2 separate regions of the Mus musculus genome follow, and region 1 is linked to region 2. The links are chromatin contacts, found by Hi-C or POLR2A ChIA-PET in ENCODE. All regions are on one chromosome and are shown on one strand. Each heading gives the region's core, a stretch centred on a gene start or an enhancer-like site at or near the end of the contact. The rest is flanking DNA. Distances are from core to core; before and after follow the strand shown.

Region 1 (7,166 bases), core at 2,747-5,246, 1.2 Mb before region 2:
GGCTTATTCCCTGGCAGAATAAATGGTGAATCGGGGTGGTATGACAATTCTTTGCTTGCCTCTTCATGACACACACACACACACACACACACACACACACACACACACACACACACACACACACTCCCTGGGAGAACAAACCAGTATTTGCTGTATGCAAACTTTTTTTTTTTTTTCACTTGAGCCTGGGAGAGGGGGGAAGAAAAGAAAAAAGGAAAGAAAAACTTACTGTGAAAAATGCTTGGCTAGGAAGATTTACTGCCGGATTGCAGATGCAATATTGACATGCCGTAGCTAAAGAGAACTTCAGCTTTAACTCTTGGAGAAATGGGGTTGTTTGAAAATTGGGGTGAATGAGCTTTGCGTGATTTCATAGAACACAATTATTAATAGGATGGTGTCAATTATAGAGTTATAAAAAGCCCAGTGCACTATGCATCTTAATTTTACCTGTCCTGCTTGGAAATAGAACTTAACAGAGTCGAGCCACTCGGAGTCCTTCTCAGTCAGCCTATGTGCCAGATTCCAGGGCAGCCCTACCTGCTTGTTCTGACTGCAAACATGGGCTTTAGGATCAGATTCAAAGCACAAAAAGGGACCGCTCTTTTGAAGCAAGGTTTGCTGTAAGACCTTCTTGGCCTGCATTTCCTTGGTCTCTCCATAGGGTCAGTGGGAGTCTCTGTTCTTGGCTGAGGGTATGCTGCTCTTGAAAGCGTGAAAACATGACAGGCAACAACAACCTAACTCCTCTCTCACCTGGGATGCTCTGACACTTTCTTTCTCTTCTGCTTGATTATGTAAGGCTATCCCTGACACCCACTGAATGTGGGTTTGGTCTGCTTAAAGACTCAGCTCACCCAGGCTGTTAAACTCATTTTATACTGAGGTCCCTGGCACCTAATGCATGGGACAGCGGCAGCTCAGAATTCTGGAAAATGGGGCACGCTTGGGAGGGAACATGTTATGAAGGTTGTAATTTGACCTTTGAGTCAACCTCGGAGCAAAACTTAAATATTATTGGAAGCCTCAAGGTAGGTTTCCACCCCCCTCTTGCACCCAGAACTGCAAACCAGTCAGAATCTATTTGAGGTTAAGCTGGCAGATGTGTCTATCCTTAGCGCCTTTGCTCAGAAATAAAATTCATCACTTGAAATAAAGGTAATTTATATTTAATGCCACCCCATCAATCACTCAGTATAATATTCTAGTCCATGTCCTTTTAAGTAGTTGAATCAAAAACAGTTTTCTCCCCCCACCCCCACGCAGTGAGAAAGATTAAATATTGCTAGCCTTCCTAGCCAAGGAGCACTGGAAATGGAAACAACAGCAAAGAAACAACAACAAAAACACTGTGACAACTTCTCAGCCTTTGATTAAACCACACCAAGAGGCATGCTACAAAGGTAACCAGCAGCATTATGTCAATTATCCTAAATCCTGCTTTCCCTTAAGCTCACGGTGACCTGTTTTAGTGTCCTGAAACTTATTATCCTTTGAAAGCTTACTCGCAATAACAAGTGGAATGTAAAGACAACCCCCCCCAAATGACTGACTTTTAGAAAACAAGTTTATTTCTTAACTTTTTATTGACATTGGCAAATTAAAATAGAATAAATTAACAAGTATTTTCTCAAAAAAATGTTTTGTACAAAAATACTGTCAAAATTTCCTAAAAAGCTTTCAACACAGTAGTATCTTTTCATGTACTGAATATAACTATTAGCACAGTGTCAAAAATGTTGAAGACAGAAACAAAATAAAAATCTGTGAAATGTTTGCCACTGACGACATTCCACACCCTATTATTGTCTGTACATATGGGGGAGGGGAGACAGCCAACTTGAAAGTGAACGGTATGACTTTTCCTGATCCAGAACGGTTTGGCCCACATGTTTAATCTTCCAGTTTAGCATATTTGAAAACTTAAGTCTGTACTCGAATGCATAGTTAAAAAAAATGAAGCGAGATGGCAGTTTGTGCAGTAATATCTGCCCTTCAAAGATCATGCAGCCAACAAATGCAATGTTTCCTTTCACTCATGAATCTGAACGCAGCGCAGTCATTTGAAACCATCTACAAAATCCACAAGATTAAGCAGTTTGCCAAGCTTAATATCTAACAGTTGAGCACGGGAGAAAGTGAGGAAATAAAGGAGTAAAAACAAACAACAAAAAAGACCAAGTTAGCTAGATATTTCAACTACATAAGGGAGGTGAATGTCAAGGCTACAAAAAACGAAACAAGAATAGGAAAAAGTGGCAGCAATCTTTTTTTTTTTTAAACCAATTTGTACAAGTTTATAGTTTACTTTGTTTCCAGGTTCTCAACCCTTTCAGGATCTGAAAAGCGAGATACTGCGTCTAAGGGAATGTTTGTTTTTTTGTTTTTTTTTTAATTCACACCGAAGAAGTTGGGGGTGGGGGTGGGGTGGGGAGGGTGATTTCTTTCCGCCTGCGAGGTTAACCGAGTCAACAGCTGACTCTGCTGGGCTGCTGCTTGCACACGAAGTCCGTCATAAAATCAAACTCATTTTGGCCCAGCCAGAGTTCGGGCAGCTCCTTGATGCGGTCCAAACCCATTTCTATCACTAAGGACATAAGCACTTCCTCGTCGATGAAATCAGTGTCTATGACATTGGGCGGCAGCATTGCCGCGGGGACGTGAGCCACCGAGGCGGGCATGGTGCTGCCACCGCCGCTGCCGCCCGCGCTGCTGCCACCCGCGCCGCCCGAGGTGCCGCCGGAGCCGCCGGGGGTGCCGCTGCCACCCGCACCGCCAGGGGTGCTGCTGCCTCCGCTGTGCTTGGGGTTGCAATCTCGGAAGTGCTGGTTTGTCCCGTTCATCTGGTGGCCTGCAGTGGGGTGCAAATCCGGCATGTAGTGGTTGTGGGGGTAGGGGTGATGGTTGAAATACTGGTTGTTGAGCTTCTGCAGCTGCATGCTGGCCGGCAGGGAGCCTCCCTGGCTGGCCACCGGGGGACCCATGAACTGGGAGTTGTTAAACCTGGCGGCCGGGGCCAGAGCGCTCGGGGGGTGCCCCCCGTTCACAGTCCCCGGCCCCATGGCGTGCCTGATGCCGCTCGTGGCATTCATGTTGCCCGCGCCGTAGTGTATGTGCTCGCCCATGAGGGCGTTGAAGGCGTGCTGGGGCTGCTGCTGCTGGTGATGATGCGGGCTCGGGAACTGCCCCATGCCCATGCGGTGGGCAGGGTGGTGGTGCAGCCCGTTGGTGCCGTCGGGGAAGCGCCCGTGGTTCATGGCCATCATATGGTCTGCCATTTCCAGTCCTGAAAGCGAAACGAGCAGACGCTGAGACCCGCGCCACACGTGTCGCCCACCAGAGCGCACCCCACTTCTGTAGCCCCCCGTACCCGCGAGCACGTCTCAAGCTGCAGACCACCACCCCCGAGAGAGCCCACCAGCAGCCCGTGCACCCGAGCTCGCTACCTCGGCGGACCTGCTGCCTGCCGGACCCGCACAGCCTGGCGCTGAGCGACCTGCCCCTTCCCCTAGGATCCGGGAAAGTGTGGCGGGGGGAGGGGGACCGGAGCCCACACCCCCCTGGGTTCCCTGAAGTGGCCTAATAAAGGAAGTGCCCCGGAGCCGGGCCGCGAACTTCAGGCATTCAATCAGCCCTCCTCACCCTGTGGTTGCACATCCTGTTGTTATTCCCCAGCTCCGCCTCACGCTTGTCCCCGGAGCCAGCCCTGCCCTCGGAGGACTAGGCTGGCAGCAGCCCTGGCTAGCTTCGCCCGCCGCGCTCACCTTCCGTCTTTGCGATTTCTGCTCGGAACACCGAAGGCGGGCTCGTCGAGTCCAGGACCGGCTCAGCAGCACATAGAGGGACAGCCGATGGGCTGTGAGGCGCTCGCCGGTGCGAGGTTGGCGCCGAGGTCTTGCAGCAGCCGCTGGAGCAAATTCCGAGCCGTTCCCTTTTCTTTTCCTCCGCTGCCCTAGCCGCTCCGCAAGACCGCCAGGCAGCTGCCAACAATGAGCTGTGTTTCTCCGGGCTTTGGCCACTGTTAATATAAGGATCTCAGGAAGGGCGGAGCGACAGCCTCCCCGGCGGCAAGCGCAAACACACGGATCCCGGAACATCAGCACCCTGGATCGGGTCCTCTGCCGCGTCCGCGAGTCCGCGCTGCACGTGCGCAGCGGCTGCGCGCCCCGGCGCCGCCCAGCAGGTCTCCGGACCGAAGTGGCTTTCTGGCTCCCAAAGGCGAGGTTGTGCCTGCCACCTCAGGGACACGGAGCTAGTCCTCCCGGCCACCCAGTGCACGGAAGCATCTACAGGAGAGGAGCAAGGAGCACTCCCCACCTCCTTCTGGCTAGATCTCCCCACCCCCAGCTCGCTCACCCGGCTTACCTAGTGATCTGCCCTGCCCTCTACAGGAAAAAGGGGTTCGCTCAGCCTCCCTGCCCTGCAGAGTTTTCTTAGGTGCCAAACTCTTCCCAACCTACGAAGAATGGCTATGCTTTCCCGAGTTAGATTTTTAAAGCCCTGGGCCGATCGTGTCCTGTCCTCTGAGCGCGCTTTCCTGAGCCGCGCCTTTGTGTTTGTGTTTGTGGTTTTGTTTTTTTTTATATACAGGCAGCACGTACACCTAACTGAGGTATTTTTCTTAGTGTGGATGCACCCTTTAACTCCCCACCCCTCACCCCCGCTCCGCACCTCCACTCTTTTCAAGGACAGGGGTTGGGGGCGGGGAGCGGCAGCGGCTGCAGGTGGACCGAGCGCGCTCACAGGCCGGGGCGGCTCCACTCCCGGGGTTCTGGAATCCGCTCCGCACTTTACGGCCTGCTCCACGCTCCGGGAGTACGTGTGCTTCTGCTAAGTTTGCGTTTGCAGCTCTTGGTAGCTTTGGCATCCGAGCTGAGGCGTCCCTGCTCTGTAAACAAACTCAGCGATCCTCGTCCCCAGATCCACCTTTTTGCACATACACAGTTACTTGCTTCTGCTGTTGCCCTTGATCCAGGAGGTGGGGGTGTGTGCAAACTTGCACAGCCTCCCTCCGGGCTCTTGCCTGACGGTTTGGGGTTGATTTAGAAGCAAACGGGTTTGTAATTAAGAAATTCGAGGGCTGAGTAAGGCTGCTGCTGCTGCAAAAGGAAAACAGATAGATAGCTTGGTAATCGCTTTGTAAATAAAGTCGTTTTGGAAGTGGGCACGTAGCAGCACGTCCTGTATGGCACAGTGCGCGCACACACGGCTACTAGTCTTCCTTTTCAGTGAAATTGTTCAGTGGAGCAATAGGCGGTGATAATAATAACCTTGCTTGCAGAACGAAGCACAACGAGCCCGATCGCCCATTTGGCTCATTGACTTGCAAATAAAACCCCTAACACTGGTCTGGGCCACTATCCAGTCCTAGCTCTCTTGCTTTGCGAGTTATTTTTCCTACACCAGGATGAGGCTGTTTGGAGCGTGTATCTCTCTCTTTAAGTGGTGAAATCGAGTTTAGCGCTCCGAATAAGGACTTCTGAGTACGGTTGTTTCTTCATAACTCGATGTCCATGGACGACTTCCTGCTGTAAAGAGCCAGTACCCCTCCCCCATCTCGTTTCTTTTTCACCCTTCTAGCTAACAGTCTCTCTCTCTCTCTCTCTCTCTCTCTCTCTCTCTCTCTCTCTCTCTCTCTCTCTCTCTCCTGTATTTCTTGAGAACTGGAAATTCTGATACATTGCCTGCCCCATTCAGTAATTTTTTTTTTTTTGGCATTACTCCTATGTCTTCCCCAAGTTGGTCCCTTTTCAAGCACCCCAAACAACAAAACCTTCTCTCTTCCTGTCTACCCTTTTTCCAGACTGTCAAGCATTTATAACCCTGTATGCAAATGATTTTGAAACCTCAAGAATGTTTACTTTTTGGAGAAGTGAGCAAGAGATACATGGCTTTCAGTTCTAACAATTCTCTCTTTTGTCCAACTCCTAGTTTGGCCTGTATGTCATGAACATGACGCTGAAAAAACCAAGAGGTTTTGACGGAGATCAGAAGGGACGTTTCCTATCAAAAACCTGCATTCCAAAATCTTGGCCAAGCCAAGATAATTTTTTTGAATAGATTATTTACTTCCCTTTCCTATCGTGCAGTCTTGCGACACAAGGAACAGCTTTCGAACGTCTAATCTAAATTCCTCCTGCAGCCATTAAGGGAAGGTATCCCACTAGTGTGCTCCAATGTTTCTGTAGACTATTGGGCAATCTCTGGAAAGGCCACTTGCCCATCATCCACCAGTAAAAGGGAAAATAAATACTTCTGAGTCCAACTGGATGGGATGCAGAATGCGTTGCTCATTTATTCTCCCAATGCATGTTCTCTGGGTTCCAGGAACTTCTTAGTGCCCTAAGATGTAAAGATGGCAACTCATGCTTAGAAGGAGACCTCAGATAACCAAGTTTGGGTACACCCACCATCCCAGAGTGTATAGGAGGGATACCATACCATGTCTCAGAGGCATCAGGAGGCTTCTCAGCGGGCATAGTAAACTAGTTAAAACCAGAGGATGAGTAAACGTTTGGTTGCATGGATCAAAGAGTTCCGGCAAAGAAGAGAGAAGCAAACTGGATAGATGAGTCCTAAGGGCCAAACTCTTTTTGGGTCCAAACTACAGTTGGGTCCTTAGGCCCCGGTGTTTCCAGGCTGAGAATTTGGATTGGGTCCCAGTGCCACAGAGAAGTGGGTGAAAGCTTCAGAGGTAGTATTGTGGAGCGCAGTGTGGAAAAGGAAGACTTGAAACAGGGAGTCCAGGTTGGGGGTGGTTGTGGTTATAGTTATCCACAAATACAGGAAGTCCCCTGAGGTTTCTCCCAGGAACCTGGGGAGGTGTGGCCAGCGAGCACTAGACAGTTGTAGTAGCTTCCTAGGATTGACATAGTAGAACACCATGCTTAAGCAACAAAAAGTTATTGTCTGATTTATATTAGGGAGCCGGAAGTCCAAATTCAAGAGTTGGCAGGATTGGTCCTGTCTGTCTTGTATCGTCTGGCAGGTTGCTGGCAGCACTTGGTAAATCCATCCCTGCCGTTTCTGTTTCTGCCCTTGTCTTTACATAGCATTTCCCAGCGTGTGTCTCTCTGTGCCACCACTTTATAAGGACGTCACTTGTACTGGATCTATCGTAATGACCTCATTTGGTCTTGATGACCTCTGAATATATCCTATACTCA
Region 2 (6,880 bases), core at 3,115-5,614:
GGCCCCTTGGTCTTGCAAACTTTATATGCCTCAGTACAGGGGAACACCAGGGCCAAGAAGTGGGAGTGGGTAGGTAGGGGAGTAGGGGGGAGGATATGGAGGACTTTTGGGATAGCATTTGAAATGTAAATGAAGAAAATATCTAATAAAAAATCCACATGAAATACATATTCTCACACCAGCAAAACCAAAAGACATGAAACACCATGAAACACACACACACACACACACACACACACACACACTACTACCTCCACCAGTATGAGTACTACAACCAGCAGTACTGACAAGAAATTAACAGAAATCAACAATCACTGGACATTGAATGATATGATTGAATATCAACAATCTCAATTTCCCCCATAAAAGGCATAGATTAATAGAATGGATTCACAAACAGAATCATCTTCCTACTGCATATAATAAACACACCTCAGCACCTAGGGTGAACATTGCCTTGGGGTAACAGGTTAGAAAAAGATATTGCAATCAAATGGACCTAGGAAGCAAGCTGCTCCAACTATTTTAATATATTACAAAATAGACTTCAAAACAAACCTAATCAAAAGAAATGAAGAAAGACAATTCATACTCATCAAAGAAAAAAAAATCCACCAAACTAATATTTAAATTCTATGCACCAAACATTAGGAAACTCACTTTTATAAAAGAAAGACTATTACAGATTAAATCGCATATTGACTCTCACACATTATTATTGGGAGATTTAATACCCAAATCTCACTAATGGTCAGATTATCCAGAAAACAACTAAACCAAATTAGTCTAACAGATATTTACACTACATTCACTTAAACAGAAAAGAATCTACCTTTTCCTCAGCAAATCTTGGGACATTCTCTAAATTTAACACATACTAAAAGTAAAGCAGTCTCAACAGATAAAAGAAAATTGAAATAAATCCCTGAATCGTATCAGATCATCATGGATTAAAACTAGATATCAACAAGAGAAACAATAGAAAACTTATAAATTCATGGAAATTGAACAACACTCCTGAATGAAAAATGGATGAACACAAAAAGTAAGAAAACATTAATTTTTTTCTATAATTAAATGAAAACAAATACACAACATATTTAATTTTTTTTGTGATACAATAAAAGCAGTTCTGAGGATAGTTCATAGCATTAAGCTCTTATATTAAAAAAGAAAGAGATCTCATACTAGCAACTTAGTACACCTGAAAGTTCTAGCACAAGACACAAGCACTCCCATGAGGCATTAATGGAAGGAAAGGGCTGAAATCGACAAAATTCAAACAAAGAGAATATTGAATCAAACAAAGAGTTCATTCTTTGAGAAAAATGAACAAGATAGACAATTCTGATTCAAACAAAAAGAATATTCAAATTAATGAAATCATAAATGAAAGGAACACAGGATTAATGAAAAAGTCAGTAGTCCCTCTATACACAAATGAGAATTGTGCTGAGATCAATAAATTAAAAAAATAATAAAATAATTAAATTTAAATAGGGTACAGATCTAACCAGAGAATTCTCTGGAAAGGAATTTCAAATGACCAAGAAACATTTGAAGAAGTGTTCAACATGCTTAGCCACCAGGGAAATGCAAATCAAAACTACATTGAAATTCCATCTTACACCTGTTACAATGCTAAGATCAATAACAGAAGTGACAGCTCATGTTCAGGAGGATGTGAAACAGAGATAACTCTCTTCCATTCTGATGGGAAAGCAAACACTTACAACTACTATGGAAATTTGAATGAAGTTTCATTGGAAAAATTAAAAGTTGATCAACCTCAAGATCCAGCTATATCACTCTTGGTCAGATATCCACAGAACATTCCATTCCACCACACCAACACTTCATCAACTATGTTCATAGCAGCTTTATTCATAATAACTAGAAAAGGGAAAAAACCTAATTGTCCATCAACTGAAGGACGGATAGATAAAATGCGTACATTTACAACATGTTTAAAAAAATCATATCATGGAATTTGAAGGCAAATGAATGGAGCTAGAAAATTATCTTGAATGAGGTAACCCAGACCCAGAAAACAATGAATTTATGAAATTCTTGGGAAAATGCATGTATCTGGAGGATATCATCCTGAGTGAGGTAACCCACTCACAAAAGAAGTCACTTGATATGCACTTACTGATAAGTGGGTATTAGCCCAGAAACCTAGAATACCCAAGATACAACTTCCAAAACACAAGAATATCAAGAAGGAAGACCAACTCGTGGATACTTCATTCCTCCCTAAAATAGGGAATAAAATATCCATGGAAGGAGTTGCAGAGACAAAGTTTGGAGCTAAGACGAAAGGATAGACCATACAGAGACTGCCTCACCCTGGGGTCCATCCCATAATCAGCCACCAAACGCAGATACTATTGCATACACCAAGATTTTGCCGAAAGGACCCTGGTATAGCTGTCTCCTGTGAGGCTTTGCCAGTGCCTGGCAAATACAGAAGTGGATACTCACAGTCATCTATAGGGTGGAGCACAGGGCCCCTAATGGAGGAACTAGAGAAAGTACCCAAGAGCTGAAGAGGTCTGCAACCCTATATGTGGAACAATATGAACTAATCAGTACCCCCAGAACTTGTGTCTCTAGCTGAATATGTAGCAGAAGATGGCCTAGTTGGCCATCATTGGGAAGAGAGGCCCCTTGGTCTAGCAAACTTTATATGCCCCAATACAGGGGAAAACCAGGGTCAAGAAGTAGGAGTGAGTAGGTAGGGGAGCAGGGTTGGGAGAGGGTATAGGAGACTTTTGGGATAGCATTTGAAATGTAAATGAAGAAAATATCTAATAAAAAATTAGAAAAAAGAAAAAACATGGTATGTAATCACTTATAAGTGGATATTACCTGTAAAGTAAGGATAACAATGCTATAATACAGATCCAGGGAAGCTAAGTAACAATGAGGACTTAAAGGGGAGAATGAAGGGATCTTTCTGGGAAGGAGAAATAGAATACATTTTGTAGGGACTGGAAGAACATGAGTTTGAGGGTTCAGGTAGAATGAGATGAATAGAGGAAGAGGATTTTGGGAGAGATGACTGTAATTAGGGGACTTTGGGAGAATAATGTGGAATCTTTAAATAGTATATATTCACTAGTACTCTCCTGAAGGTCTCTCCCTCTCTGTCTCTGTCTGCCTGTCTGCCTGCCTGCCTGCCCGCCTGTCTGTCTGTCTGTCTGTCTGTCTGTCTGTCTGTCTCTGTTCTCTCTCTCTCTGTGTATGTGTGTGTCTGTATGTTCGTGTGTCTGTATGTATACATAAAATATTCTTTTAGACAACCTGTTGTTTGCTGCACAGTACTGCTATTGTGAATATTATGAATGCATTTTTCTAGTGACTAATCTTTTCCTTATTTTGGTGGAATTAAAATGGTAGCCATAACTTCACTGTACACTGAATAGCTTAGTGCATTGTAAAATGATAAAAATTCTGGATAATAGGACTTCAAACTCTATAGAAAGATTTATTTTCCTTTAGGCCTAGGACTCTTGCAATCCCCTTGGTGTAGTTTGCCAATTTATGAGATTTCAGGTGTGAGCTACAATAGAATAGTGGTACTTATTACTTTTATTTTGGGTATATATTTTTTGGGGGTATATATTTTTAACTCCCTGAATAGTTGAAATAGTACATAATTGATACAAGATTAGTTGCATGCCAGAGTTGAATAATTTGCATCAATGAAAATGGCAACATGTGGTTTTGATAAGTAAAACATCTTATGACATCACTCATTGAAAATCATTCCGAGGAAGTTTGTGACACACTTATGATTGAATTGTACATATCTGAGTAAACATTTTCTTTTCTAAATTAACACAACCACTTTGCATCTATCCATGGACCTCTCTTTATACAAGGTTAATATTTAGTACCATAAAATTTCATATTCTATAAAAGTAAGGTGAGACCTCATTGAAATCGAGTCATTTATGCAGAGCTTGACATCCAGGTAATCAGAACTTTCCAGGATTCCTTAGTAGCTATTTTATCCATGGAATAACCCTCTGCTGTTGAAGTGAAGACAGTGTGCATCTTGTATGCAGAAGAGCAGGGACATAAATTTATAACATCAGAGGAAAAATATGAACCCATAAATTCCACATGGTGAAACTGTATCCTGCTCATGCCTCCAAATATGACTCTGCTTGAACACAGGTCTCTTACACAAGTAATAACACAATAAAAATAATTAATGTGTGTTTCTAATCAAATATTATTGGTACATTTATTTATAAAAAAGAATGTTGGAAATGGACAAGCACACAGAAAAACAAGTAAAGATAAAGTTAGTAAGAAGCCTTATGACTAACCAAGGAATGTTGGCAGACCACCAGAAACTTAGGGTGAGGCAAGATGCTGGTTTGCAATCTCGCCTGTCAGCAGACTCCACACTGTCTATCTTGATCTCAAATTTCTAGCCCCCAAGAATTATGAGGCAATAAAGTTCTGTTTTCAGAACGGCTCATCTTTCTCTTGCCATGGCTCACTAGAGAGTGAGTACATGATTTCTTACAATCCTTACATCATTTTTGAAACTTTGTGATACTCCAATAATCAGAAAAGTTACCATTGCCAATTTTCTGGAACTATAAACAGGTTTCTGATCAAACCAAGGGTTGTTCTTAAGAAGGTCAAAGGAACTTGGTCAAATCTGAAAACAGAACTGGCAACTCTAAGAAAGATTGTTCCTTTGTCAGGAGGTTCCCTGACACTCCCAGGATACTGCAATTGTTTCAAAATGGCCTGAACAGGAAGCATACACTATCTAAGGGTAGATACCCTCTGTAGGACCAGTCAGGAAGGAAAGAGAGGACTCTAACTCCTAAGGTTCCTCTCATCTCTTGATGGTAGCTATTTGTCAGTAATAAAGTTAGTGGGTTATTTGTTTGTTTGTTTGTTTGACGATATGTCTGGCATTTCTATTTGCCTGTCATTCTATAAGGTACTTTCACTCTGTCATTTGTCCTCAGGATCTGTAATTATTATTTTGTTCCCCAGACCCTCAATATCTCCTTTTTGCTCAGAGATGTTTCTATTTTGCTGTTCTCTACTCGGGTCTAGAACCCTTCGTTTCTTTCCAGGGCCCCAGGAGGATCTCTGCTCCTTTCTCTTGCCAGTCACTGCCTGTTTTGATACACCCCTCTCATACTTCTAGCTGTCCTAGTCTGTCAGTAGTCTCGATCTCCCTGTGTCTCTGACTATCTGTGTCTCTAACTTGGTCAGTCTCTTAAGTCTCTTGTCTCCATCTGTCTCTCTCTCTCTCTGTGTTTGTGTTTCTGTCTATCTGCATGTGTATGTCTTTTTTCTCTGTGTCTGTCTCTCTCTGACTCTGTCCCACCTCCCTCCTTTCTCATTTTCATTCTCTCTATAATAGTGGCTTCACTTTAATTTCTGAGTGAGCTTCTTCCTACAATTTTTTGGACATCTCATGGAGTGAATTTAGCAGATGACCACTCCTGACCTCTGAAACACACTAAAGCTATGATCTATCTGTTTAGATGCAGGTTTCTGGCTCCAATTTTAGTGCAAGTAGTGTTTATAGCTGGATAACACAGGGGGTTACTTTTATCCTTATGTAGATAGCTATCTAGTAGTTCTTAGCACAAAGGAAGTCTACCAATAATAATGATGCTTCCACATTAATGCCAGCTTGAATTCTCCATGGTCTATGCTTTCTTTTCTCACACAACAGTGCAGTTGAACATATGAACTCACAGCGACTGTGACATGTACAACACCAGTGCCAGAGTAAGTCAGACAAAATTCCATCATGGAAAGTGGTAATAAAATCTTACTTCTAACTGAGGAGGTATTAATAATAACTTCTAGGAAAGATTCCTTTAAGGTGTATATCCTGTTTGGTTGACCTCATTTCTTTACATACTCAAATACTCAAGAGGAAATAAAGAACACTAACTGTACTTAAATGGTTTTTACAAATCTGGACACAACAGTGGGCTGGGTATAAAATTGGGGCACTGGATTTGGGAAAAGTTGGGGGTAGTGAAATACTACAAAAATGCAAGGTAATAAAATTCTCAGAAAAAAAATTCTGATATTGAATCTCACTATGTAGGCCAGACTGGCCTGGTATTCACTATGTAAACCAAACTAGTCTCAAATTCACAGTTATCTGTCCATGTCTGCTTCCCAAATGCTGAGATTAATGAAATTAATGAGTGTGTGAATACACCTGTCTCCAATCTTTTATAGACACCTCTGTCTACAGTTATGAGTAAACAAAGCCACATGTGCTTAAAAGATGTTTGGAGTTGAAGTCTTTTTATAGTGGAAATAATCATCACATTATGTATTTAGAGTAGAAACGAAAATAGAATCAATCTGAATATAATAAACACTATAAATTAAATATGTATAGTTTCAACCTTTATATTATAATATATATACACTGATAGATTTTAAATTGGGGGGTGTTAGATTGGACACTTGACTACATATGAAGTTTTTTGGCTGTCAAAAAAGAGTAAGAGTGGATGAGATGGCTCAACAAATAAGGGTGTATATTGTTAAGACCAATTATCCTGTGTGTCATCCCTACTACTGCATGTTCTTCTATGTTCTCCACTTGTGCACTCTTGCAAGCATACACCCAACACTAAATAAATGAATAAATAAATAAGTACTTAATCTAATAAACAAACTGATATATAGGATAACCAATGCTGAAAAGAGTATAGCCTTATCCATACATTGTTTTTTAAATATTAGTCATGCACCAATTCATCTTTAGGACTGTCAGATTCTCTTACAGTGTTCTATAACAGAGAACAACTCAATATTCTGAATTAGCTAACTTGCTTAAAGTATCATATTTTTGGTTGGAATAGTC

What was found. Hi-C counts contacts between places; a loop is a spot of excess contacts on that map. ChIA-PET counts read pairs that join two places held with the same protein, here RNA polymerase II (POLR2A).
Region 1: a loop to region 2 is called in a map of gastrocnemius, with 3 times the contacts of the local background. The contact joins the promoter of Cited2 here to the enhancer-like site in region 2. A Hi-C loop is called at or near these places in 1 of 37 maps with a recorded cell type or tissue (gastrocnemius). POLR2A ChIA-PET finds 5 or more read pairs at or near these places in 1 of 5 experiments (Patski).

The regions. Positions count from the first base shown.
Region 1 is chr10:17,720,058-17,727,223 of GRCm38, reverse strand. It overlaps Cited2 (Cbp/p300-interacting transactivator, with Glu/Asp-rich carboxy-terminal domain, 2), which reads right to left and starts at 3,996. Exons shown (of 2, transcript NM_010828.3): 1 at 3,765-3,996; 2 at 1,550-3,286. The coding sequence starts at 3,278. The coding sequence ends at 2,469.
Region 2 is chr10:16,550,975-16,557,854 of GRCm38, reverse strand. No RefSeq gene overlaps it. Among named protein-coding and RNA genes, the nearest start is that of Gm20125, 540 kb to the left of the region's middle. Within about 2 kb of position 4,364, at least 1 of the 3 ENCODE cell types and tissues checked has a DNase peak (open chromatin) inside an H3K27ac peak, as active enhancers do; it is gastrocnemius, where a contact is called at or near this core.